Linked DNA regions of Mus musculus: all the other regions are linked to region 2. Evidence: chromatin loops called from intact Hi-C (ENCODE). Cell type or tissue: left cerebral cortex. All regions are shown on one strand.

The links. Peaks named below come from ENCODE experiments on the same cell type or tissue, not always from the same donor. Only the 100,000 strongest peaks of a DNase experiment are listed, where the experiment ranks them.
Region 1: it touches region 2 in a loop (3-fold over the local background); 6 of 42 quality-filtered maps call a loop at or near these places.
Region 3: it touches region 2 in a loop (2.3-fold over the local background); 10 of 42 quality-filtered maps call a loop at or near these places.

The regions. Positions count from the first base shown.
Region 1 is chr17:27,634,207-27,642,206 of GRCm38, forward strand. It overlaps Rps10 (ribosomal protein S10), which reads right to left and starts at 1,038. Exons shown (of 6, transcript NM_025963.4): 1 at 998-1,038; 2 at 120-269; 3 at 1-37. The coding sequence starts at 269. Gm15420 (predicted gene 15420) reads left to right here and starts at 1,038. Exons shown (of 2, transcript NR_167724.1): 1 at 1,038-1,225; 2 at 2,364-2,662. In left cerebral cortex, CTCF peaks have their summits at 1,111, 4,785 and 5,854 (motif pointing left); DNase peaks (open chromatin) are centred at 1,086, 2,143, 2,546 and 5,026; H3K4me3 peaks cover 1,599 bases; H3K27ac peaks cover 4,656 bases.
Region 2 is chr17:27,758,068-27,766,067 of GRCm38, forward strand. All of the region lies in intron 4 of Ilrun (inflammation and lipid regulator with UBA-like and NBR1-like domains), which reads right to left. Among named protein-coding and RNA genes, the nearest start is that of Spdef, 33 kb to the left of the region's middle. In left cerebral cortex, CTCF peaks have their summits at 3,823 (motif pointing left), 6,575 (motif pointing right) and 7,502 (motif pointing left); DNase peaks (open chromatin) are centred at 2,286, 3,786 and 5,032; H3K27ac peaks cover 3,097 bases.
Region 3 is chr17:27,562,361-27,570,360 of GRCm38, forward strand. It overlaps Hmga1 (high mobility group AT-hook 1), which reads left to right. Exons shown (of 5, transcript NM_001025427.3): 5 at 78-1,312. The coding sequence ends at 131. AI413582 (expressed sequence AI413582) reads right to left here and starts at 3,367. Exons shown (of 5, transcript NM_001002895.2): 1 at 3,300-3,367; 2 at 2,202-2,390; 3 at 2,025-2,050; 4 at 1,789-1,894; 5 at 1,409-1,656. The coding sequence starts at 2,312. The coding sequence ends at 1,591. In left cerebral cortex, CTCF peaks have their summits at 2,371 and 3,490 (motif pointing right); DNase peaks (open chromatin) are centred at 1,507, 2,434, 2,925, 3,454 and 1 more place; H3K4me3 peaks cover 2,408 bases; H3K27ac peaks cover 1,474 bases.

The DNA.
Region 1 (8,000 bases), 120 kb before region 2:
CAAACTGTTCCTTCACGTAGCCTCGAGACTTGAGAGACTGCAGGACATAGACACATGTCAGTCAGCAGCTGGCTCCTCGGGAAGGGCAGACCTATTCCCACCTGTGTCCCTCTCCACACCTGCATGGCCTTCATTACATGAAGGTTGGGCACATTTTTGTCTGCCAGCTCCGGGTGCTTAGGCATGTGGACATCCTTTTTGGCGACCATCACGCCCTCCTTAAAAAGGAGTTCGTAGATGGCAATCCGATTCTTCTTAGGCATCAACATCTGCAAAAAAGACGTGACGGTTTAGCATCATGGCCAGAATCCAAATCACCACTGTCACAGGGTGAAAACGCCAGACAGGCACCATAGGGACCAGGTCCCTCCACCTCCACAGTTTGGAGGAAAGCTACCAGGAAGTTAATGCAATAGGGTCACAAAAGGCACCCATGTATCTGCTGTCACGGCTCTCACAGCCAAGTGACTGGGGGTGGGAGGTAGACACAGAACCTTGTCAACCATACTTGGGGGCCATCAGAACCAGAGGTCGTACCTAGAGCAAAATCGGGGGACTCCTTAAAGAATACAAGGAGGGGCCAGAGAAAGGGCTCCACTTCCTGCGCAGAGGGAGCACTAAAGTAACGGGCTCGGTGCTCCCCTGAAAAGTCCTCCCCAAAGGTAACGCAGAGACCGGAGGGTAGCAGGGAGGAGAGAGGGGGTCTGCCGCGAAAGGGACGCACGCAGGCGGGAGCCGAACCCCTGGCCCGGGCGCTTCCCGCCACACGTGGCCTTCAAACTCCTCTCCTCCACCCGCCGCCATCGGGACGCCGGTCTTCTTCAGTCGACTCTGAGTCGCAGAGCTGCGTCCCCCCACAAAAGCCCTCTGGGCACGGCGCGGCGAGCGGCTGGAAGGGCGAGTACGGCCTTCGCCTCCCCCGGAGGACGCGGGCCCTCAACGGCAGCGCTGCGGCCCGGATGGCGACAGATGGAGCCCGGACGCCGGAGGAACTCACCGCGGCGGCTGCAGGGTCCGAGGCGGAGGCTGGAAAGGAAGGGGCGTGCGCGGCGCAGCGTCTCTTCCGGGCTGCGCGGCTCCGCCTCCCTGCAGGACCCGCGCGCTGCCTGGGGTGCCCTCGGCAGTGCCTGAGGAGTGGGGACGGTGCTAGGACGCATGTGCGAGCCATCCCGCTACGCTTCCCGCCCCCTCCTCCACCCCGCCCCCACCTGGAGATTGCTAGCCCGTGAGTTGTGTCCGGAGCTGGGGTGCAGGCGCTTGGTGCAGAGAGGCCGGTCCGCATTGCCCGGTGGGGATGGAGGCGGAGGGCTAAGAGTTCAGGGATAGATTAGGCCAGCCTGAGCTACCTGAGACCTTGTCCCGGAAGGACAAAAAAAAAAAAAAAAAAAAAAAAAAAAAGCATACATGGCTGGTACACTTTTTACACATTCCAGACTCATTCGCAGGAAGAAACTGACATCCCCATTAACCCTGCTTATACTGGAGTAAATTTTACTTACGCTTCGTAAAGCCTCTCAAATAAGAAATGTTAGTCATGCTGGGCGTGGTGGCGCACGCCTTTGATCCCAGCACTCGGGAGGCAGAGGCAGGCGGATTTCAGAGGCCAGCCTGGTCCCCAAAGTGAGTTCCAGGACAGCCAGGGCTACACAGAGAAACCCTGCCTCGAAAAACAAACAAACAAAAAAAGAAATGTTAGTCATCAGGCAGGGTAGCGTCCAGGCGAGACACATCCAAGTAAGACCCTCCCTAAAAAAAAAAAAAAATAATAATAATAATAATAATAATAAATAATAGTAATTAATTTAAAAGGCAAGGCATGATGTGCAGTACGGATGCAGAGGCAAGCAGATCTCCCTGAGTTCAAGCCCAGCCTGGTGTAAACAGCGAGTTCCAGGCCAGCTAGAGGCACAGTCTCAAAACAAAACCAGCCATGCCCAAAGAAATGCACCCCACCTTGTTGATTTTAATTTCTAGTTCTCCTTTACCTGTCTGACTAAACGGTTTCTTTATTGTGTGTGTTCGCTTATTGCAGACAAGGTTTTGTTCTTGCCTCTGCCTCACAAATGCTGGCATTGCAGGCGTGCACCACCATGCCTGGTTGATGAGCTGTCTTCTCAACACCCCGGCCACAAGCACGAAGCCAGCATCAAATTAACTGACCATGCGTGGTGGCAGCACCGGAGGAGGTGAAGGACTGCCTCACCTCTGGTTGGGAGGACAGCTCCTGAAAATACTCCTTACAGACAATTTGTATTGTGTTGACATTTACTGTCTGTCAATCAACACGAAAGCCAAGGGGAGGAATTTTTCTCCCCTCCCCCGCCCCCATGCTGCTTTAACTTCTGTCTTTCCACCCACCGCAGGTCTACAGTTGTCTGATGGGGGACTGAGATGGGCTGCCACAGTCTGGTCCTGCTCTGTAGCCTGGGCTGCGGTCAATCTTGAGATCTCCCAGCCACAGCCTCAAGTGCTGAGAAACCAGGTGCGGCTGTAAGCATCTAAAACAAGATAGTTCCAGGCGGAGTCTCTGACTGGCCGGCTGGAGATGAGGCTGGGCTGGAACTCCTAGCTACCCTCTGCTTCTGCCTCCCACGCTGCTGTTAACTAATGGGCCCTCCAGTTAGCTCATCCCAGGAAATCCATAAAAGCCTTTTGTTCCTGAGGACTCTGCTCTCCTTTGTGACCTTTGCCGGCTCCATCTGAATCTTTCCCGACAACTGTGCTCCCCAACCCCCACGCTTGGCTTCATCTCAGTTGTATTGGTTTTGTGCCAAGAGCTCCCAAATTTCTGGTGATGTAGGATAAATATCTTGGGATTCCCTGGCTACCTTGCAACTGCCAGACACCCAGGCCCCAACACTGGGCCTAAAAGCCGTTTGGGCTGAAGTGGATAGGAGCAATGCATGCATCAAGCAATATATATTTTTTAAAGATTTATTTATTATATGTAAGTACACTGTAGCTGTCTTCAGACACACCAGAAGAGGGTGTCAGATCTCATTACAGATGGTTGTGAGCCAACATGTGGTTGCTGGGATTTGAACTCCAGAACTTTGGAAGAGCAGTCAGGTACTCTTACCCATTGAGCCATCTCACCAGCCCCAAGCAATATTTAAACCCATAATATGCCAAGAACATACAAAGAAAATGACTGGAGCCTGGTAGGAGCGAATAGCGGAGTGGGAGTGGGGAAGCCAAAGCCTACATAGAAGACTCAGAAGAGGGAGGAGGCAGAGAAGGCTCTGTGTGGTAGAGAGCCAGGGTGACAACAGCCAGGACAATGTGACCTCGGCCGGAGCGGTGAGAGTCTGTGGCTCAGCTGGCACCATCCCAGCTTAGCCCTCAGGAAGCCCTGAGTGTTGTATAAAGTATAAACCTGGTGTGCTGTGGCTAAGACCCGGTCACCGCAGCTCTTGAGAGGTGGAGGCAGGAGGCCGGCAAGTACAAGCTTATCCTCAGCTACAGGAGGTGGGGGGGTGCCGGGGTGGTTAAGAGCACTGACTGCTCTCCCAGGGGTCCTCTGGAGGATTTCAAACAACAGCAGACGTGGTGAGGTATGTTTTAAAGAGACTGCCTTTGTAAGACAAACTGTAACAGAATCCTCTAGTGGACCCAAGTCAAAACACAACAAAGCTGCCCCTGAGGTTTAGAGAAATACCAGAGTCTCCCCTCAGTCCCTATGCTAACGGCTCTAGCTCTGGGTGCAGTCAGGAGCTCTGGAGCTGGCTCTTTACTTCAGAGCCTGAAGGCTCGTCTTTTATTATTATTATTATTATTATTATTATTATTATTATTATTTTAGCCGGGTGGTGGTGGTACAAGTCTTTAGTCCCAGCACTTGGGAGGCAGAGGCAGGAGGATTTCTGAGTTCAGGACAGCCAGGGAAACCCTGTCTCATTAAGAAGAAGAAAGAAAGAAAGAAAGAAAGAAAGAAAGAAAGAAAGAAAGAAAGAAAGAAAGAAAGAAAATAAATCTTAAAAAGAGAGAGAGCTGGTTCTTTCCCTTCAGCGTGGGGGGCAAAGGGTCAAATGGTCAGGCTCAGTGGCTCAGGGGCTCAGTGGCTCAGTGGCTCAGTGGCAAGTGCCTTTACCCACACAGCTACCTCAGAGGCACAACCATTGCAGTTTTATCCAGTGCTAGAGACTGAGCCTAGGCTTTTATGCTTGCCAGGGCAGACATATCTACAGTTGGCCTGGCACTTGTCTTCCTTCCTTCGTTTCTTCCTTTCTTTTACAGACCACGGAGTTACAGACAGATGTGAGCTGTCATGTGGGTGCTGGGATTTGAACCCAGTCCTCTGGAAGAGCACTTAGTACTCTTAAACAATGAGCCATCTCTCCAGCCCTGTATTTTTTTTAAATTGGTATGCAATATACAATACACCCCAGAGAGTTGCAACCCTTTGGGGAGGAGAAGTTCACATATTAGATATCCTGTATATCAGATATTTATAGTATAATTCATAACAGTAACAAAATTACAGTTATGAAGTAGCCAAAAAAATACTTTTATGGTCGGGCCACCATAACATGAGGAGCTGTACTAAAGGGACACAGTATTAGGAAGGTTGAGAAAATCTTACTGTTGAAAGTATGTAAGCCGACCTGGTGGCCCAGATGTAGCTGAGCAGCTGAAGTCGGGAACCCAGAGCAGAAGCCGGGGTCTAGGTTCTTGGGCCTCCTAGGGTTCTCCCCAGGCGGGAAATCAATAAAGATAGTTGGTATTGGCTTAGTTCTTAGGCCTTTAAATCGGGAACAGGAGGAGGCCTGGGGGAGCAGCGCCCCCTATGGGCACAACCTTGGTAGCGCCACTGACCCCCTGGGGCTTTAGAGGCAAAGGATGCAGACAAACTCTTCCCCCTCAAACAATAACCCAGATAATGCTCTGCAGACAGCTTGTGTTTCACCTCTTCGCAATCGCCCTTCACACACCTAGAATAGCTTTCCGAGCCTGGAGCGCGGCGCCTCTTCCCACCCACACAGAGGCTCCTCGGAAGAGCCATCTGTGCTGCAAGGCCCCATTAAAGCTCTCAGCGCAGGAGGTTGTGGTTCGTAGGTAGACAGCGCCTGGTATGCTCCCAACGCAATCGCGCACCCACGCGTGCTTGCGTCGTCTACATCTGGTGCGTTGGATAAGGCTTCGACTCTTCTGCGTGGAGTCTGGTGGTCCCCTCCACACAGGAAAACCATCCAGGGTTGACCCTGTAGGGACCACACCTTTACCTGTTTTGGATAGTGCCTCTACCCCAGCCTGCCTCTGTGTCTCTCCTCCACTAGATTAAACCAGCGCCAAGGTGAGAAAAGCAGAGGCCGGGAAATGGGTACCAATTTATAGCCCATTAGATCTTTTGTCTTGTGTCCTGGATTCGTTTCGTGAATGATGATTCTGCACACTGTCTCTATGGCCTGGGACTCGTCTGGAACGCTCTTATAGTCCACAGCTGGCTTTAAAACTGTGGCAGTCCTCCCTCCTGCCTCTGCTTCCCTACTGCTGGGACACAAGGTATGTGCCACCACACCCTGAAAAGACCCTGTCTCCTCTCCCTCCTCCCCTAAACGCCTCCAGGCTGGCTTTGAACTCACAGAGATCCATCTGCTTCTGCCTCCATAGCGCTAGCATTAAAGGCTTGGGCCACCGTGCCTAGTCTGGCCTCAAACACACCATCCTCCAGCCTCTGCCTCCTGAGTGTGGGGGTATTGCAAGCACATGAGACCACTTGGCTTTAAAACTGACCGTCGGGGCTGGAGAGATGGCTCAGTGGTTAAGAGCACTGACTGCTCTTCCAAAGGTCCTGAGTTCAAATCCCAGCAACCACATGGTGGCTCACAACCAACCCTAATGAGATCTGGCGCCCTCTTCTGGAGTGTCTGAAGACAGCTACAGTGTACTTACATACAATAAATAAATAAATCTTAAAAAAAAAAAAGAATTAAAAAAATAAAACTGACCGTCATAGGACTCAGTGGGTAAAGGCTCTGACAATGGAGAACCGGCAGCAAAATGTCCGCCCACAATATGTGTGTGTGTGTGTGTGTGTGTGTGTGTGTGTGTGTGTGTGCTAGTCCACAAAGGCTATCTCTATTCCTGTTAATTTTTTTTTTTTGAGACAGGGTTTCTCTGTGTAGCCCTGGCTGTCCTGGAACTCACTTTGTAGACCAGGCTGGCCTCGAACTCAGAAATCCGCCTGCCTCTGCCTCCCGAGTGCTGGGATTAAAGGCGTGTGCCACCACGCCCAGCTCTGTTAATTTTTTAAATGACCTTTTTGAGGGGCTGAACAGATAACCTTGTTAGTTAAAGGCACCTGCTGCTCTTCCACAGGACCCAAGTTCAGTTTCCAGCACCCAGTGAGTCTACTTCCAACAGCCTGGAACTCCAGATCCAGAGGATCCAATACCCTCTGCTGGTATCCGTGGGCACCTGCACACACGTACGGTTCACACACACACACACACACACACACACACACACTGGCACACAGGTGTGCGCACACACAGATTTTAAATCACCATTTTAGATGCACAATTCAGAGGTCCTGAGACTCACCATGTAGACCAGGCTGGTCTCGAACTCACAGCAGTCCTCCTGTGTCTGCTTCCCAGGTGCTCGGATTGAGGCGGGCAAGCACTACCGTGCCTGGTGTTTATTTATAAAGTTTGACACAGGGCCTCTTGTCATTTAATTATTATTATTATCATTGTTATTATTACTATATAGCCCAGGCTGGCTCACACTTGGTATGCAGCCAAGACACCTTTGAATTTCTGAGTCTCCTGCCTCAGCTCCCAGATCCTGGGCTGCAGACATGAACCGCCACATGCTGCTGACGTGGTGCTGAGTTCTGGGTGTTTCAAACCCAGGGCCTCATGGCTGAAATCCTGATCCTCTCACCTCTACCTTCTGAGTGTTGATCTGACAGGCCTGGGCCACCTCACCATCTCTTACTCTGGCTGCCTGGTTTCCCTGTGGCTGTTACTGGTTTGTCCTCACCTTCTTGCATTGTGGGCATCACTGGTCACCCAGGGTAAACCCTGCCTGCCACATCTTGGTGACCCTACAGCTGCTCTCTGAGCTGGTGGTAGACTAGGCTAGAAGGTCCACAAAGCCTCAGCTTGGGGCCTCTCTCCCCTACTGGCAACATACTGTTCAGTGATGGGGGCTTCCTTCTAGCCCAGTAGAAGCTTCCAGACAGAAGCAAAAACAGGAGCTGTGAGCCTCATGTCAGAGCAAGCAGGAGCTGTGAGCCTCATGTTGGAGCAAGTCTGGAGACCCTCTGGGACTCAAGAGGAGGAACACAGATTGTATTCTGATGAACAGAGTGGTAGGGAGCACTGCCATTCTTGAAGATTCCAGATCAGGCTGGTGAAATGGAGAGTGGTGGAGCCTCCTGCCATACTGGGTGGGGGTAGCTTGGACACATGGTGAGGGACAAGAACACACACACACATATACATATACACACATACACACATATAGACATACAAATACACACACACACATATACATATACACACATACACACATATAGACATACAAATACACACACATACACACAAATACACACATATACATACATGCACATATATACACACACATACATACATATACACACAACACATGCATATACATACACATATACACACATACACATGCATGTACACACATACACACATATACACACATACACACATATACATACACACACAAATATACATACATGCACATATATACACACATACACACATATACATACACACACAAATACAAATACAGCCGGGCGTGGTGGTGCACGCCTTTAATCCCAGCACTTGGGAGGCAGAGGCAGGTGAATTTCTGAGTTCTAGGCCAGCCTGGTCTACAGAGAGTTCCAGGACAGCCAGGGCTACACAGAGAAACCCTGTCTCAAAAAACCAAAAAAAAAAAAAAGAAAAAACCCCACATACATGCACATATATACACACATACACACATACATAAGTAACACATATATACATCTACACACA
Region 2 (8,000 bases):
ACTTGGTTTAAATAAATAAAAAGGTTCACACAGGCTAATAAAGAGGACGGTTTGCTACATGCAGGGAACCGCTCCCCCCCCCCCCCCAGGCCTGCTCATCCTCTTCCTAGCTTTGCTTGCCCAATGCAAACATAGATAAGTACAAGGTTTTGCAGGAAGTGCTGTCTTGACACTGGACTGCACGTATCAAGTGCTGCAGCCCTGCTGGAGGGACTGGCCATCTAGGGCTGGAGACCGACCAACGTGATGGGATCCAAGGCTCTCACTAACAGGAAATGGACAAATCAGCAAAATCAAACTAGTCAAACTCATCCCCCACCTGCTGGGTGACGGTGTGCCAGGCGTTGCCACTTTCCTGGGAAAATACTCTAAAGTTCAAAGACATATTTATTTCTGTGCTGCCAGAGGTGAGTGTGGGCACCTATTTCAGGCCTGAGGACCTATCAGGGTAGACGGGAGTCATAGCCTTCCGATTCTGTCAAACTACTTAAAGGTTCTGAGTGCCTTGTAAACCATTCTATTCCAATCTCTGTGGCAGTTCCCCAGATGGTCTAAACTACTCCTGTCTGTGCACTGTCCCAGCCTATCCATCCTGTCAGCCACTCGCTTCTGTCCACCCTCCTCAGCATCCACACACCTAACTTCTCTCCCCTCCCCATCCCAGGTACCCATACGCAGCAAGCGTTGCCAGCCTTCAACCTTTCCCTGACCCAACTAAGAAACCTGCCTCGAGGAGCCAATCCAACCGAAGCTTCGAAAGTATCTGAGGGCCAGAGAGTAGGTTCAGTTGCTAGAGGGCTTATGTAGCCTATACAAAGCAGTCTTCCGCTAGAACAGTATGCTAGAACCTAGATGAGATGCTGTGGACAGGGTTCTCTCTGGCCTCTCCTAGGGCAAGGAGATCTCTAAAAAAGAAGGAAATCAGCCAGGCATGGTGGCATATGCCTTCAATCCCAGCACTCGGGAGGCAGAGGCGTAAGCAGGAAGGCTTCTGCTTGTGCCAGGCCAACCACAGCTATGCAGTTAAGACCCTGTCTCAAACCCCTCCCATCATCCATCCAAAGAAGCTGACGGAAGCACAAACAGCTTCTACCCCAGTGTTCAGGAGGCGGAAATACAAGAATTGGGCTAATGTGGGCTCCCTGCAACAACAGAGACTGAAAACTGTTCAATGGGCCCCGCACTGTAGACAAGTCACCCCAACTTTCACATGAGCTGTGGCATGCACAACCACATTCACACCCACAAAAGCAATGTTAAAATTTAAAAATTTTTAAAAAATCTCAAAAGGAAGAGGGACTGGAGAGGTGGCTCAGCAGTTTGGATGCCGGATGCTTTCCCAGGGCCAGAACTCAGCTCCCGGCTGCCTCTGACTAACACTTACACTCCAGAGGCCCTGAGGCCCTGTGAGGGCACTGATGGGCACTCCCCACACACACACATACACACAGAGTTAAAAATTATATTAACATTTTAAAAATTGATTGTAGCACAATACATTTTTTTTTTGAAAGCAAAGAGAAAAGCTGGAAAAATCCAATTTTTCCACATTCTATTTCTCTTGTCTGGCTTATGTCCCTGTCATGGTGAGGCACACTGGTGACACTTTAAAGACAGGGATCAGCAGAGGCTGTGCAGAGGAGACGCATGACTGACCACACACCATGAAGCTGCCTCTGTACAGAGCAGACAGTTGTGACTGGTCCTTAGGAACCCACTACCAGCAAAAATCCCCAGTCCCTCAGGGCTCTGCAGGGAGGGAAGCTATTCTTTCACTCTGGGATAAGCATGGGTTCTCACACGCTGAACATCTCTGTTGGAGTCGCCAGAGAAGCCTGGGTACTACTGAGTGGTGAAATGCTGTCCACAGACCCTACCTTAGAACCCCAGCAGAAATCAATGCAGAGGGGAGAGGAAAAGGGAGAGATAGTTGTGACATGACCAGTGTGACAAGCTGGCAATCCTGAGAACACAGCTGTCTTGTGCTACAAGCCTGACCAGTGTCAGCAATCTGAAACAATGCCCAGAGCCCCAAAACAAACACAGAGGAGCTTGATGGCTTTGAAACTGCTGAGGTACAAAGGAGAGTTCCTGGACATACTTCTCAGCTTCAGTCAATCAGCAATGCTACCTAACAAAAGACATTTTCTAGGTCCACACTGTTTGCTTAAATTATTTTGAAGTGCACATACAGTCCATGCCAATGCAAACACCTAGTTCTTCTGGGCCTTCAGGAGATGCAGTCATCGCACTGCATCAAACCCAGAGTCCCCTGCCTGACAAACGTTTTCTGTACAGAATGTGCCAGGCTGCCGGGTGGGCGGGGCTCATGCTCCTCCCTCTTGCTTCTTCCTCCTTGGTCATGGGTTCTCAACTGCTACAGGTGAGTGAGGAGTCTCCCTCCACACCTGACACAAATGTACATACAGACCGTGTGCACAGGACAACCAATACCATTCATCAAAATGTGCTAGAAACACCCGACTCTAACTGGGTTCTGGCCACGGCCTACTATTAAGTGCCGTGGAAAGGTGGCAGGCACTGGTGACTACTGTATTATTCTCTGCAACTATGGAAGTCCTAGAGCAGGGATGGGATGGGGGGTGCTGAGAAGGACTGAAGTTTGATTCCAAGCCCGCCCATGGTGGCTCACAGACATCTCTAACCCAGGGCCTTGGCTGTCTCCCTTGGATTTTGGGTTGCTAGTGGTTGTCACCCAAACTCTTGTCCTGCCTCAGCTTCTAGGCCTGTGTGGCTTTAGATGGGTTTCTCTTGTAGGTGACAGGGTCTGTCTGCGTGGCCTCCCTGGCCTGGAACGTGCTGCATATCTCAGGCTGTCTGCCTGCTTCTGCCTCCTCAGAATTGGAGGTGTGAGCTACATAACAAGCCTTTGTCTTTCTTCTTAAAGGTTTTTCTTTGTGGGTGGGGGTGGGAAAAGGGTTAACTCTGCAGAGTTGGCTAGACGAGGCTGGCCTCCAGTTCAGAGATCCATCTACCTCTGCTGAGACTAAAGATCTGCAACCACGATGCCTGGCCGCCGCACATCCTTTTTTCTTTCCGTCCTTCCTTTTGGTTTGCTTGCTTGCTTGGCTGACTGGTTTGTAATTTCTATGTATGAGTTTTTGCCTGAGTTGGAGTCTATGCAAACTGCAGCAATGATGCTCTAGGTGTGTTTGAGAGCACAGCTTAGGCTCTGGACTTTCTTACACACACCAACAGCTTCGAGTCAGCCATCATCTAGAGAATGACAACCGCGATACAAGGTTAGACGCCATTCGTGTGACGCAACACTCAGACGTACAACTCTGATCCTATCCTATCCTTCTCTCTTAACCTTCCTATCTAGTGTGAGGCTGCTCTTCCCTCTATGGAACGCACGGCTCCTGACCCCACCCTTCTAACCTCTCTGTCTTTTCTCCTCACACCCCACATCCGTTGTGCGCTCTTGCTGAGGAGGCCTCTCTGCTTCCACTGCTCTCTGTTCTATGCAGGGCAGAGTGACCATGGCGTCCTTCACGACATCCCTAAAGCTTTGCCACCTGATTTCTGCCCTGACTTCACACTGTACTCAGCCTCGCCTCCCCTGCAGCACCCCCACCTTGTTCTCACTCCTTGAACCCACCAGGCACATCTCTACCTCGGGGCTTGAACTGGCTGTCTCTGAGCCTAGCATCCTACACAGCCTCTGTAGAACAGAGCCTGCCAAAATTAGCAGGCCGGCCGCTGAGACTGTCCCCACTCTATAGAGCATGCTCAGGAAAAAGTAGAGCCAGAGACTGCACCCTCTGCAGGACAATCAGGGAATGGAGGACAGCTGCTTCAGTGACTACAGAGACTGCACCCTCTGCAGGACAATTGGGGGACGGAAGACAGCTGCTTCTGTGACTTCAGGGACTATACAAGCTTTTGTCACAGTAGCAATTTCAATGCCAACAAAATCTGAACCCAGGAGATCAGAGACGTTCTTCAGGAATCTCCTCCCTCCCTGACGACGGAGAGAAAGCTTACCAGGCCAAGGTGTTTACTGGGGCAGGAGTAGCACCTGCCTGGCTCCTCCTCTAAAATGCTGAGGAGCCTGAACAGGGCAGTCATAAATCCCTAGAACTACTTGGTTACTAAGACTACCCAGGAGAGCTGCAGAGGGGCCCTTTCATGAAATCATTAGCCAGCTAGTGACACTAACTGTCTCTGGTAAACTGTCACACGCTGGGCCTACTTCAACTGGCCCTCCCCTGACTGCTCCTTATTACTATGCTAACCTTCCTTTTTGATATAGGGTCTCTCTCCCTATCTCTGGCTGTCCTTGAACCTTTACTCACACTCACACACACTCACACTCTCTCTATATATGTGTGTGTGTGTGTGTGTGTGTGTGTGTGTATAAAATCAGGTTGGTCTCGAACTCACAGAGATCTTCTTGCTTCTGCCTCCAGAGAGCTGGGATTAAAAGTGTACATCGCTATTCCAGGCTAGTACGTTAAATCTGTGGCTGCTTCAAAGCAGATAAGAAGATTTGAGTCGTGGCCGCTGTACCCACAGAGTAAAAGACCGGCTCAGCCCCAACAGTGCAGACAGCATGAGCACATTGTGGGTCACACCGACCCTTCCAGTGCTTCGTCCGAGATTAATGCTTGTATGCTTTAGCTAGCCCCAGGGTACACCAAAAGGCTCATCAGGTAAGACTGCTTACTGCCAACTGCAGGTTCATTTATGGGGCCCAAATGATTAAGATAGAACCAACTTTGCAGGGCTGACCTCTGACCTTCAGACAAGCACTATGGTGCATAAGTGCACATATACACATGTGCATGTTTGTATTTTCAAAAATGCTGGGCAGAGGCGCATGAGCGTGCGCGCACGTGGATGCACACACACGCACACACTCCCTCTCTCTGGTACACACACATTTGTATTCCTAAAAATACAGGGTAGAGGTGGGATTGTGGGCACGAAAGGCAGACGGCACTTGGCTGTGGCTATGGCAAAGTGGAAGGAGGAACGAGCAGAAGGCTGCAGAGACAATCACATGTTCTCCTTCTGAACCAGGGCTTGGCAGAAATACTAAGAGGCTCCGGCTGTGATCCAGTTTAAGGTGGAAGCACACAACAAACAGCAGCCTGCTTCTTCCCAGAGCTGAGACAAAATGGCCGTACTTGCCCTGGGGTTTAGCTTGCCTGGTGTATGTAAAAGGCTCTTTGCTGCAGACAGGAAGGACAGACAGCACCTGCTGCCCCACAGCCTCACACTTATTCCCACCTGTCCTGAATCACTTGGTCTTACTGTTCTGGAAGGTCTCAGAAAGCACACAGAGATGCGGGTCACGAGACCACCTTTTTGACTTCAGTAGGTCTACTCTTTCCACACACCTGTCTGTACAGCTCCCATTAGCCAGACTCCATCTCCAGAGACCTCGCATGGAGATGGGCTTCCAAGAGCATCTTGTTCTTCTCTGGCCTACCAGCCTAGGTGATTCCAATCTCTTGCCAACTGCTGATGCCCACAGCTGCCCATCCGACACAGCCCCCCTCAGGCCCCCCACCACTGAGGACAGCAGCAGGTGAAGCACATGCCCTCCGCACTCTGCAGTCCCTTCTATCATAAACGGCACTTGGCTTGTTTGCCCTCAGAGTTCAAATGTGAAGAGGACACTCTCAACCCTCAGCAAGTGGAATGCTGTCTAAGGAGACACCACAGGCAGCTCCATACCACAGCGTCTCAGCACACCTCAATGCTGCCTCCCTCCGGCCCTGATGGCACCCAGTCACCTCAGTCCTTGCTGGTCCACAACACAGTTCATTCAGCCAATGAGAGGGCCTAGGGAAGCAAGCACAGCAACCCAGAGGGGGCAGAGACCTCTCAGCCATAGGGCACCCACACCTGCAGTGTGCTACCTGTTTCCTGCTGTGACACTCAGCAAGGCACGCAGCCCCTCAGAACGTTTGTTTCCTCATCTACAGGCAAAGTATGCCTGAGCATTTAGGAACAATTCAAAAGTAGCTCTCCTCACTGGGCCAAGGACACTATTCACAACTTTAAGCATGTCTACTTCAAGAACCAACTACCCCTGTGTTCTCAAGCTAAATACAGCTGTTTAGGATCACCTATGCTTTCCTGATTGACTGACTGTACGTGTGCCTGAGTATAATGTACATGTGTGCAGGTGTCCTAGGAGGCAGAGTAGGATGCTGGATCCCTTGGAATTACAGGTGGCTGTGAGCTGCCTGATGTGGGTCCTCTGTTAAGAACAGCAAATGGTTTTTAACCACTGAACTATCTGTCATCCTCCTTACCTATACCTTTAATGTCTCTTTAAAAAATAACATAGTGCATACATGGAGGTCAGAGAACAACGTGACAGTTGGTTCTATTGTTTCACCACGTGGGTCAGGCTCAGCAACAAGTACCTTAACCACTGAGCCACCCACACACATGCCTTTCAGGCTCACTATTAGACAAATCTCTACTTGTAGCCATTGCAGTTTCATATACACATATGCATATATCTATACATATTCAATTTATTTGTTTTTGCATGTATGGGTATTTTGCATGTGCATGCAGTGCTGGTAGAGGCCACAAGGTGGAGTCAGATCTTCTGGAACTGAAGTAAGGATGGTTGTGAGCTGCCATATAGGTGCTGAGAACTGAACCTGGTTCTCTGGAAGAACAGCCAGTGCTCTGGACGCTGAGCCCTTCTTTAATCCCTCTATACCAATATTTGTCTTTTTGCTTGTTTGTTTTTTCGAGACAGAATGGTCTCTCTGTGGAGCCCTGACTGTCCTGCCTCAGCCTCCTGAGTGCTGGGGTTAAAGGCATGTGGCAGTACTCGGAGGTAGTTCCAGTACCGCCAAAGCCATCTGTGACTGTGTCGTCCACTCCTCTTCAGAGAAGCACACGGGAAGCGGCCGACACGACCCATCACTCACAGCTCCCTGCATCACTGTCACTCTCCCCATATGGCTGTCTCAGCCACTTCTAAGCTCAGGTGACCTCTGCGAACCCCTTTCCTTACCCCTGTTCTGTTCCACTCCTCCTGCCAACACTTGCTTTCCTGCTGTAAATGACACAACTGAAGTTCTGACTCAAACTTGACTCTGAACTGCTCTGCGAGCAGCTAATCTTCCTGCTGCATGGTCAGTGTGGGCAGGGATCGGCACTCTAATCCTCGGGCTGATTGGACAGTGAACTGCTCTACTTACAGCAATGTGGTCATTACTCACTGACCACTGCCTGTGCCATTCCAAAGGAGGAAGTCAACACATCTCGATGGACACAGAAAACATAGCCAGATGTTTCATACTTTTTTCTGAGTAAGATTTTGCTTGGTTTAAAAACAACAACAACGCTTGTCCCAATGTCTCTTTAAGATAAAGTTTCACGGGTTTGGTGAGATGGCTTGGCGGGTAAGAGCACTGACTGCTCTTCCAAAAGGTCCTGAGTTCAAATCCCAGCAACCACATGGTGGCTCACACCCATCCGTAATGAGATCTGACGCCCTCTTCTGGTGCATCTGAAGACAGCTACAGTGTACTTATGTATAATAATAAATAAAAATCTTAAAAAAAAAAGATGAAGTTTCACATTATTAATCCAGTCTGCCCAAGCCTTCCTGGATATCATCTGGAATGTGTATAGTGCGGGGACGGCACAGCACATACGCGCAAGTGAGGACAACCTGCACTTTCCTGGTGTTTGAGTCTTGGCTTTCTCAGCACCTCCACTCTCTGATCGCCTCACTGGCTCAGAAGCTGATTTTATTTGCATTTAAGATGAGTTAAAAGTGTATGTGTGGAGCAGGTGTGGTGGCGCTCCCAGCACTGGAGTGAGAGGCAGAGTCAGTTCTTCAGGACAGCCACCGCTATACAGAAAAGCCCTGCTTCGAAAAAACAACGAATGAATGAATGGATGAATGAATGAATGAATGAATGAACGAACAAGCAAGCAATTAATCAACCAAATTTATGTGTATGGATGTTTGCTCTGCATGCCTGGCACCTGTG
Region 3 (8,000 bases), 200 kb before region 2:
CGGGGAGGGAGGAGGGGGGAGAGAGGGGTGTTGGCTGAGAATGAAGGCCAGTCCTTGAGTCGCTCTGCCTCCCACAGGAGAAGGAGGAAGAGGAGGGCATCTCCCAGGAGTCCTCTGAGGAGGAGCAGTGATCACCACTCGCAGTGCCGCCTGCTCCATAGCCACTGAGGAGCAGCTGTCCCCTGGGACTGGAAGCCCTGCTCCCAGGCCCCTCCCCGCCCCCACTGCACACTACCGCACCAGGCACCAGCTGCAGGCTCTGCTCCGCAGCACCCAAGGGAGCAGGATTCGGCTCAGTCCCTGTGCCCTCCTCCCGAACACACCTGCCCCATCCTGACAAGGCTAACTTCCCATTTAGCCGCAGCCCGACCTGCTGCGCACCTCCCTCAGAGCCGTGGCTCTCTGGGCGCTTTGTTTTGCGGGTCCCTTCTGCCCTGCTGTTCCTGGCTTCCCCGTAGAGGGTCCTGGGAGCATTCCCTGGCCTTAAGGGGCCCCAGCCCCATCTCACTCTGACAAGGCCCAGTGGCTGACCTAGCAGCAGCAGTGTGGTCAGGGCAGGGGATGCTTAGATCCCAGCATGTCCCCACCAAAGTATCACCGGGTGGGTTTCTCAGCCCCTCCTGCCCCACCCTACAGAGATCATGCACTGGGTTGGCTGAGCCCCTTGACAACAGGAAGTAGGATGATGTTGGCTCCACCCACTTTAATGTTCTCACCTGAGACTAGACAGATGGGGTTACCGCCCATCTCCAGAGTAAGGGCCTGTTCTCGCCTCCACCAAAGGCAAACGGGCACCAACACGCCTCCCCCAGTCCACTCTAGGCTGTTCCTTCCTCCCGCAGGGCACTAAGGAGCTAGCCTTGCCGCCCCCTCCTTTTCGCTCCTCCCTGCCCCCCATGGTTCTGGTTCCATCTTCTCCTCTGTTCACAAACTACCTCTGGACGGTTGTGTTGTTTTGTTTTTGTTCCATGTTCATTCTTAGATACCCACTATTGCTGCTGCTACCAGCGTCAGATGTTCATCCTCCTGAATTTGCCTGTATTCTCTCCCCCACACAATACACTCGAGGGGAAGGGGGGCTGGGGCGCAGCAGACTGGTTACCTACCCCACACTAAGGAAGATGGGGCCCCACCCCGTGGATGCTGCAGCAGAGTGAGGATGGGGGCCCACTTTGATGGGAAAAGGGTGTAGGGCCACCTCCCCTTGTTCTGTGGGGGAGGGGTGGCCAGTATTTGTCCCAGCCTGGGGCTTCCTCCCTGGTTTCTTATTTGCAGTTACTTGAATAAAAAACAAATAGCCTTTTCTGGACAGTCTCTGGTGTAAGGAGCATTCACAGTAAAAGGGGCGGGGCCGACTATGACCCTTCCCTGCCCCACCCTGCAATGGAGTCCACCCAAGGAGGGCAACTTGAAGCCACAAAAGTTTTTATTTACAAAACATATACACCTATACATCTGGACCTGTCACCGTGGGAATAGGCTAGTGTGGAAGAGCGGCTGCCTGGAAGGCTTGGCTCGGGGCCAGCTGTAGGTGGTTAGAATAGACAGATGCTCCTGTACCTATCTGGGTGAGTGGTGGAGTGTGGACGGTCATGTCTTGATGTCCAGCAGGGGCATCCGCTTGTGCTGGTAGCTGCTCTGCCAGCCATGAACCACCTGTCAGGAAGAGCAAGCCACTGCAGCCTCACTGCTGGCAAGTATTTGTAAGGATGACCCATGACCTGGTTGCTTAGAGTGAGGAACTGGCCTCCTGTTGCAACGTGGTTCTTAGCCAGAAATGTAGCTCACCTTGGGGTCTCCCACATCAGAGAGCAGCTCCTGCTCAGCTTCCTGGAGTTCTTCTGCAGGGTCATAGCTATACATGGGAAGCAGATGATGGCGAAGCCGGTCCACCCTGGGAGCGGGAGCACAGGAACCTCAGCCCCGCACTATCCGGTGTCTCCTCCCCTCAAACCACTGGGCCAGAAAGGAACCCATTTCTGCTAGGGTAAAGGGTATTAGTACCAGGGAGTTAGGGCACTCACCGCTTTTTCTTCTGCACATACATTACCTGTAACAGAGACACGTACTATGGGGCTGGGGAGGCGAGCACTGCCCAGTCTCAAGACCCACTTCCACACCCTTAATAACAGCCGAGATGCTGTGGCCACCAAACCAGGCCCACCCAGCAGCCACCCCAGGCAAGTCTGAGGATTCCTTACCACGGCCACCACCACCCCGACCAGGGTGATGAGGAAGAAAGGCCCCAGCACATAGCCCACCATAGAGTCGCTGTTGGCCTGGGGGGCATTGGGCACTGTCGTGTTACTCATGACATCAGTAGCCAGATGGCTGAATGGATGGACTGCATGGGCAGTGGTGGCCTCGGGAGGGCGCCTCCTCTGGGCTCCCTGGGGAGGAGGAAGGGAGGATATCAGCTGTACCTGTGGTGACAAGCAGGTCTGGAAATCCCGGAAAACTTAAAGCCAAACACTAATGACCCCGAGGTAACCAGACAGGCCCAGATCCCATCCAGGCTTGGTTCCGGCCCAGCGTCTTACAAACAAGAGGGTGTGGCTTAGCTTGGATGCCTGGTAGACATTTGCAGGTATCAACTGCTTGGGGAAGGTTAGGTGCAGGTGCACGGCTAAATGGAGAGAAAGAAATAGCTGGGCCTTCACTGCGGTGGAGGGGTGAGTTAGGATCATGTGAAGGGGTTCTGGTTCCGTTCCCCCACGGTATGAAGGAGCCACAGGCCTGCATCCTTGTCCCTGGTGTAATCCTATCCACGGTCCTCAGCATCGCTCTCAGGTACGAGTGTGGACATTGTGTACAGATGGACAGTATCTAATCTAGATGAGGTCACCTGCCTCTAGTACACCCGGGGCTCCGCCTATGTCCCTACCCTCTCGGCCAGGGCTGACAGGCAGAGGTGGAGAGGGTCGCCCCCATCGACAGAAACGCGATCATCCTCGGGCGGCAGCACTGAGATGGCTCAAGTTCCTGTCCCAGACTCTCAGAGAGAGGAAGAGGTACTGGCTGACTGCCTCATGTCCATGGGTCAGTTTTGCCAGTTCCCAGTTGCGAGCTCCCCGTCTCAGGCCGAGGGGGGCGAACCAGAACCGAAAAGGTATGAGGCCACTCTTAGGATGCTGCTGGCCCGCCTGGGTGGGCAGATGGTTCCCAGCTGCGGGGAGGATCGGGGGTATTGGGGAGGGGATATCGAGGGGCCGATGCCCGCCTAGATACCTTGGGACCCCGGCACCCCAAGCTGCTCCGTGCGGGCGCGCTGCTGCCCATCCAACCCGGCCATGCCTTACCTCCCGCCGTGCAGCCCTGACAGCAACACCTTGGGTTGGCCCCGGCCCCGGAAGAGTCCTCCAGCGCGTGATCAAAGGAGCGGGAGAGAAGGCGGGGCCTTGGCGCCCCAGTCCAGCATGGTGGCCAATCCGGATGCGGGTGGGCGGGCCGGACGGGGTCCTGCAGCGTCCACGCCGCGGCAGCAGGGGGCGACCGAGGGCCGCGCAGCGGGAAGGTTGCGGGACGGCGCGCTTTCCCGGCTGCACACGGGCGGGCGGGGCCAGTGGTCACCGCAGGATCCTGGCGACTGGTTGTCCGCGGGTAGAGGCGGTGGCCGAGGGCCTCATTCCTTTCTGTCCCCGCGTCTTCAAAGCAGGTTGCCGTGAAACTGAAATGATGGTGTGGGACTGGAGCCCAGCACATCCCTGTGGCCCGAATGCTAAGCTCATTGAAGCACTTTCCCCACTGTGCGATGAGGGGAAGCACAGATGGAGCAGCGGGGTCACTTGCTTGAGTCAGGGGCAGCTCAGTAAGCCTGTGTCCAAGCTGTGATCGTCTGATTATTAAAGTTACTTAGACTGGACAACTCTGAGTAAGAAGATCACGTTTGGGGGGGAGAGATAGATCAGCGGTTAAGAGCACTTAATTACTCTTACTGAGGACTCAGGTTAGGTTCCCAACACCCACGAGGTGGCTCACAACCATTTCCAGAGGATGCAATACCCTCTTCTGTGCCCCGAGAACACTAGGCAAAGCAGGTGATACCGGCAAAGCACATATCAACACGGGATGCAACAAAATTTATTTATTTAGTCCGTGACTAAGTCTCATGGCGATCATCCTTGCAGGCTTGGAACTCTCTGTGCGTCTGTGTGTGAGCCTCCTGGATGCTAAAATAGGCATGTATCACCATGCTGGGGGACAGAGCCCCCTCCCTCTTTCTCTTGTATCCCTGACATCTTGAATTCCTGATTCTCCTACCTTCAGGTCACCTCCTAAATGCTGGGATCCTGGGCTTCCCAAATGGTAGCCAAGCGTTCTACCAACAGCGCTACCTCTTTCTCCCTCCCACCCTCCCACCGTTTCTCCTCCTCTCCCCTCTCTCCCTCCTCCTCACCTCCACCCACCTCTTCTTTCTACTGCCAGAGTGTTGAGATTAAAGGCCCGTTCGTCACACCAGCAGGACATATAATCACAGCATGGAACCTACACTTACTCTGAGTGGGCATTATAGTTTATGCATACATACCTATAGTCCTGCCCCAGGCCTCTTCTCCCCCTGCCTAGGTTGAAAGCCATCTAACATTGGTGGTACTGAAGCAAAGCCTCCTGAGTCAATCAGATGGTAATCAGGACAAGGGACAGCCTAGGTGCCCTATTCTTGCACAGAAACCCCAAGGGGCAGATGTGAGGTACCCTGAGCTAGCCCCCCTTGCTACTTCCTGCCTGCCATGTGGTTATGAGTGAGTTCCTCTGTCTGGCCCTGCCTGGATTGCCTCAGACCTTTCTGGAGAAGGATAATTGACAGCAGGTCAGGTGCAGAGGTAGACCCAACAGGGAAGCATGGCCGATGGGAACCTTGACAAACTTCGTCCTCAGACAGCACCACCTGACTGGGGGTAGGATGGGGAGAGGGAAAGAATCAATGAAACCCCTCAGCCTGGAGGTTGCAGGGGCATCCGCTGTCACCTTCAGCAAAGAGACGAGACACCTTAGGCTGTAGACCTTCAAGGATGTCGGAGATTTTAGAAGTGGGGCTCCTTCCTCCGTTGTCCAGATCCCCAGCTTGTGTTTGTTGTCGGGACTTTTGCAGTTTAACTTTTCTTTTCTCTAGACTTCTCTGCTTCCACCTCCGGAGTTCTATGACAGCTGTGCGCTACAAGGTATCCAGCATGTCTGGAAGGCTAGTTCATGTATTCAAAGGGCCAGGGTCTCGGGGGCCTGGCCTCAATCCTAGAACAGAAACTCTGATAAGCTAGGAAGGGCAGGGAGCAGCCTGAGGCCCCAGGCAGTGTGACAGCCAGCATCTTGTGAAGGACAGGGAACATGGTGGGTACGGGGTCTCTTCCTGGATGCTCTGGGCTGGCAGCTGTTCCAGAGCTGCATTTATCATTTTACATTCAGATTTTTTGGGTTTTGTGTTGTGTCTTGGTTAAGGTGTCTATTGCCGTGATGAAACACCACAACCAAGGAGCGAATTGGGCAGGAAAGGGTTTTCATAGCATTGTCATCAGAGGAAGTCAAGAGAGGAACCCCAATGGGGCAGGAAGCTGGAGGCAGGAGCTGAGGCTGCGGCCATGGAGGGGTGCTGCTTACTGGCTTACCCCTCACCATGGCTTTCTCAGCCTGATTTCTTAGAGAACTCAGGACCACCAGCACAGGGATGACGCCACTCACAGTGGGCTGAGCCCTCCCCCATCAATCATTAATGAAGAAAATGGCCAAACGGCTTGCCTACAACCTGATCGTATGGAGGCATCTTCATGACAGAGGCCCTCTCCTTTCAGATGACTTTAGCTTGTGTGAGGTTGGCACAAAACTAAGCAGCACAGTGTGTGTGTGCTGTGAAGGATCGGACCCAGGACCTTAGGCACACTTTGGGTACCTCCTGTGGGTGCCCTGCCACTGAAGGACACCCCAGGCCCACTCCTTTTGCTTGCCTCCTTACCCAGACTGCATCTGAGGTCATTGTTGGGACTGGAGTGGCCATCCTGAAGGTCCTTTTTGCTCTGAGCCCTTCCGCACAATACTTGCCAAATAAAAGAAACCAAGAAGGCTGGGCTGTTTCCAAGTGACACAACTTCACAATATGCTCAGCAAGGCAAAGGTCCAGGAAGCCAAAGGCAGTCAGGACCGGGTGTCCTTTATATGGACGGACCTAAGGGACCAGCGCTGCAGCTCTGTGCAAGGTACTTGCTTAGGATGCGAGAGGTCCTGTGTTCCACTCCCAGCAATCCTCAAAAACCACTTTAAAATCCCAGAGGAACAGGTATGGTGGCATACATATTTAGTCCGCAGCTTTCAGGAGGCAGAGGTGGGCAGAGTTTGAGCTAGCCTGGTCTATATAGAATTCCAGGGCAGCCCGGAGAAAGACCCTGTATCAAATAAATAAACAGAACGAAAAAACCTGGAGGTACTGTGAAGAGGCAGGAAAAGAAACCAGCTCAAGCAGAGGCAGGTGGATTTCTGAGTTTGAGGCTAGCCTGGTCTACAGAGTGAGTTCCAGGTCAGCCAGGGCTACACAGAGAAACCCTGTCTCGAAAAAAAAAAACAACAAAAAAAAGCAGAGGAAGAAGGATCCCGTCTCAGCTCAGCTTCTCACGCACTATGTGCTGCCTGGTTAGTTTTTTTTTTTTTTTTTCCTTCCTTCCTTCCTTCCTTCCTTCCTTCCTTCCTTCCTTCCTTCCTTCCTCCTTCCTTCCTTCCTTCCTTCCAAGATTAGGATTGCATGTAGCTCAGGCTAGCCTCAGGTTCGTTATGTAGCTAAAGGTGGGCCGCCTGGCTCTGTCCGAATGAACTCCTAGCGTGTGCATCCATGGCTGGCTGCCCCTCGGTCCTACCATTGGTTGTTTTAGAGTTGGAGGCTCTAATCTCCAATATCACAAGCATATTGTGAGCCCCATGGGAAACGGGACAGTCCAGGCAAAGCGTCAGCTTCAGGTCCTCAAACCCACTCTGGGGTAAAGGGTCAGGGGGCTCCTGCACATGCGCCACAACAGTCGCTGGCCCTGGAGTTTGTGGAAGTGGGCATGGCCTTTGTTCTGGATCTGTTTCTTCTTGTCAGCTCACCCCTGCGGTCCGGAATTCTGCCCGTGCCCCTGGGCTTGTGGCCATGTTACCCCAGTTCTTCCAGCAAAGCAAGCTGCGAGTCTGTCTTGTGTCCCGGCGTCTGACCCTGCTCCGCTCCTCTAGCCTCTTACTCCATAAGTTTTCTCCCTTCTTCCATGGCTCCCAAGGTAGCTTGTTTTGCACCAAGGTGCTAGAAAAGCATGTGCACTGCCTCTGTCTCTGTCTGTCTGTCCATCCGTCCGTCCATCCGCCAGTCCGACTCTCTGTATTGGGATGCACTGAGTGGATAGAGTGACTGTTGCTGGTCACAAATTCCATTTACTGTGTCTTCAAGATGCCACTCAGCTCTGTTTTCTCCTGCGTGAATTTCCAAGGAACCCCCAGCTATGGTGGCGGGGAGCCTCTCCTCTCTGAAAGCACCTCGGAATGGGGGCATGTCCAAGGGGACACAGTCCAGTTTAGAGGCAAAGATCTGAGAGGCTTCCCAAAGTGGGGCACTGAACATGTGAACAGGAAACACTGCGGCAGCGTCTAATGCATTTGGGGAACTGCAACAAGTTCCAGGAACAGTCGGTCACCAAAGGCAGTCCTGTGGCACCCAATATGGTGGCCACTGCCATGTAAGGTCCCAGCTGGCCTTCCTGCCAGGCCCTCTGGCCTCAGTTTACCATTTTCACAGCACTGCCCACCATGTTACAAAACCAACAGTCACTGTCACTAAGCACAGCCTGGGCCACGGTGCTTCCTCATCCTCAGAAATCCTCAGACGTTTCCTCCTTTGGGAAGGACCCAGCTCACCCCTGAGCCTTTTCTGTTAACACTGAAGATCTTCCTTGCATACCCTAGGCAAGTTTTCTGCCAACCTACTTGCCCTCTCTGGACTGAAACGATGCAGAAGAGCCTGCCCGTGCCTCCTGAGTGCTGGGAGTAAG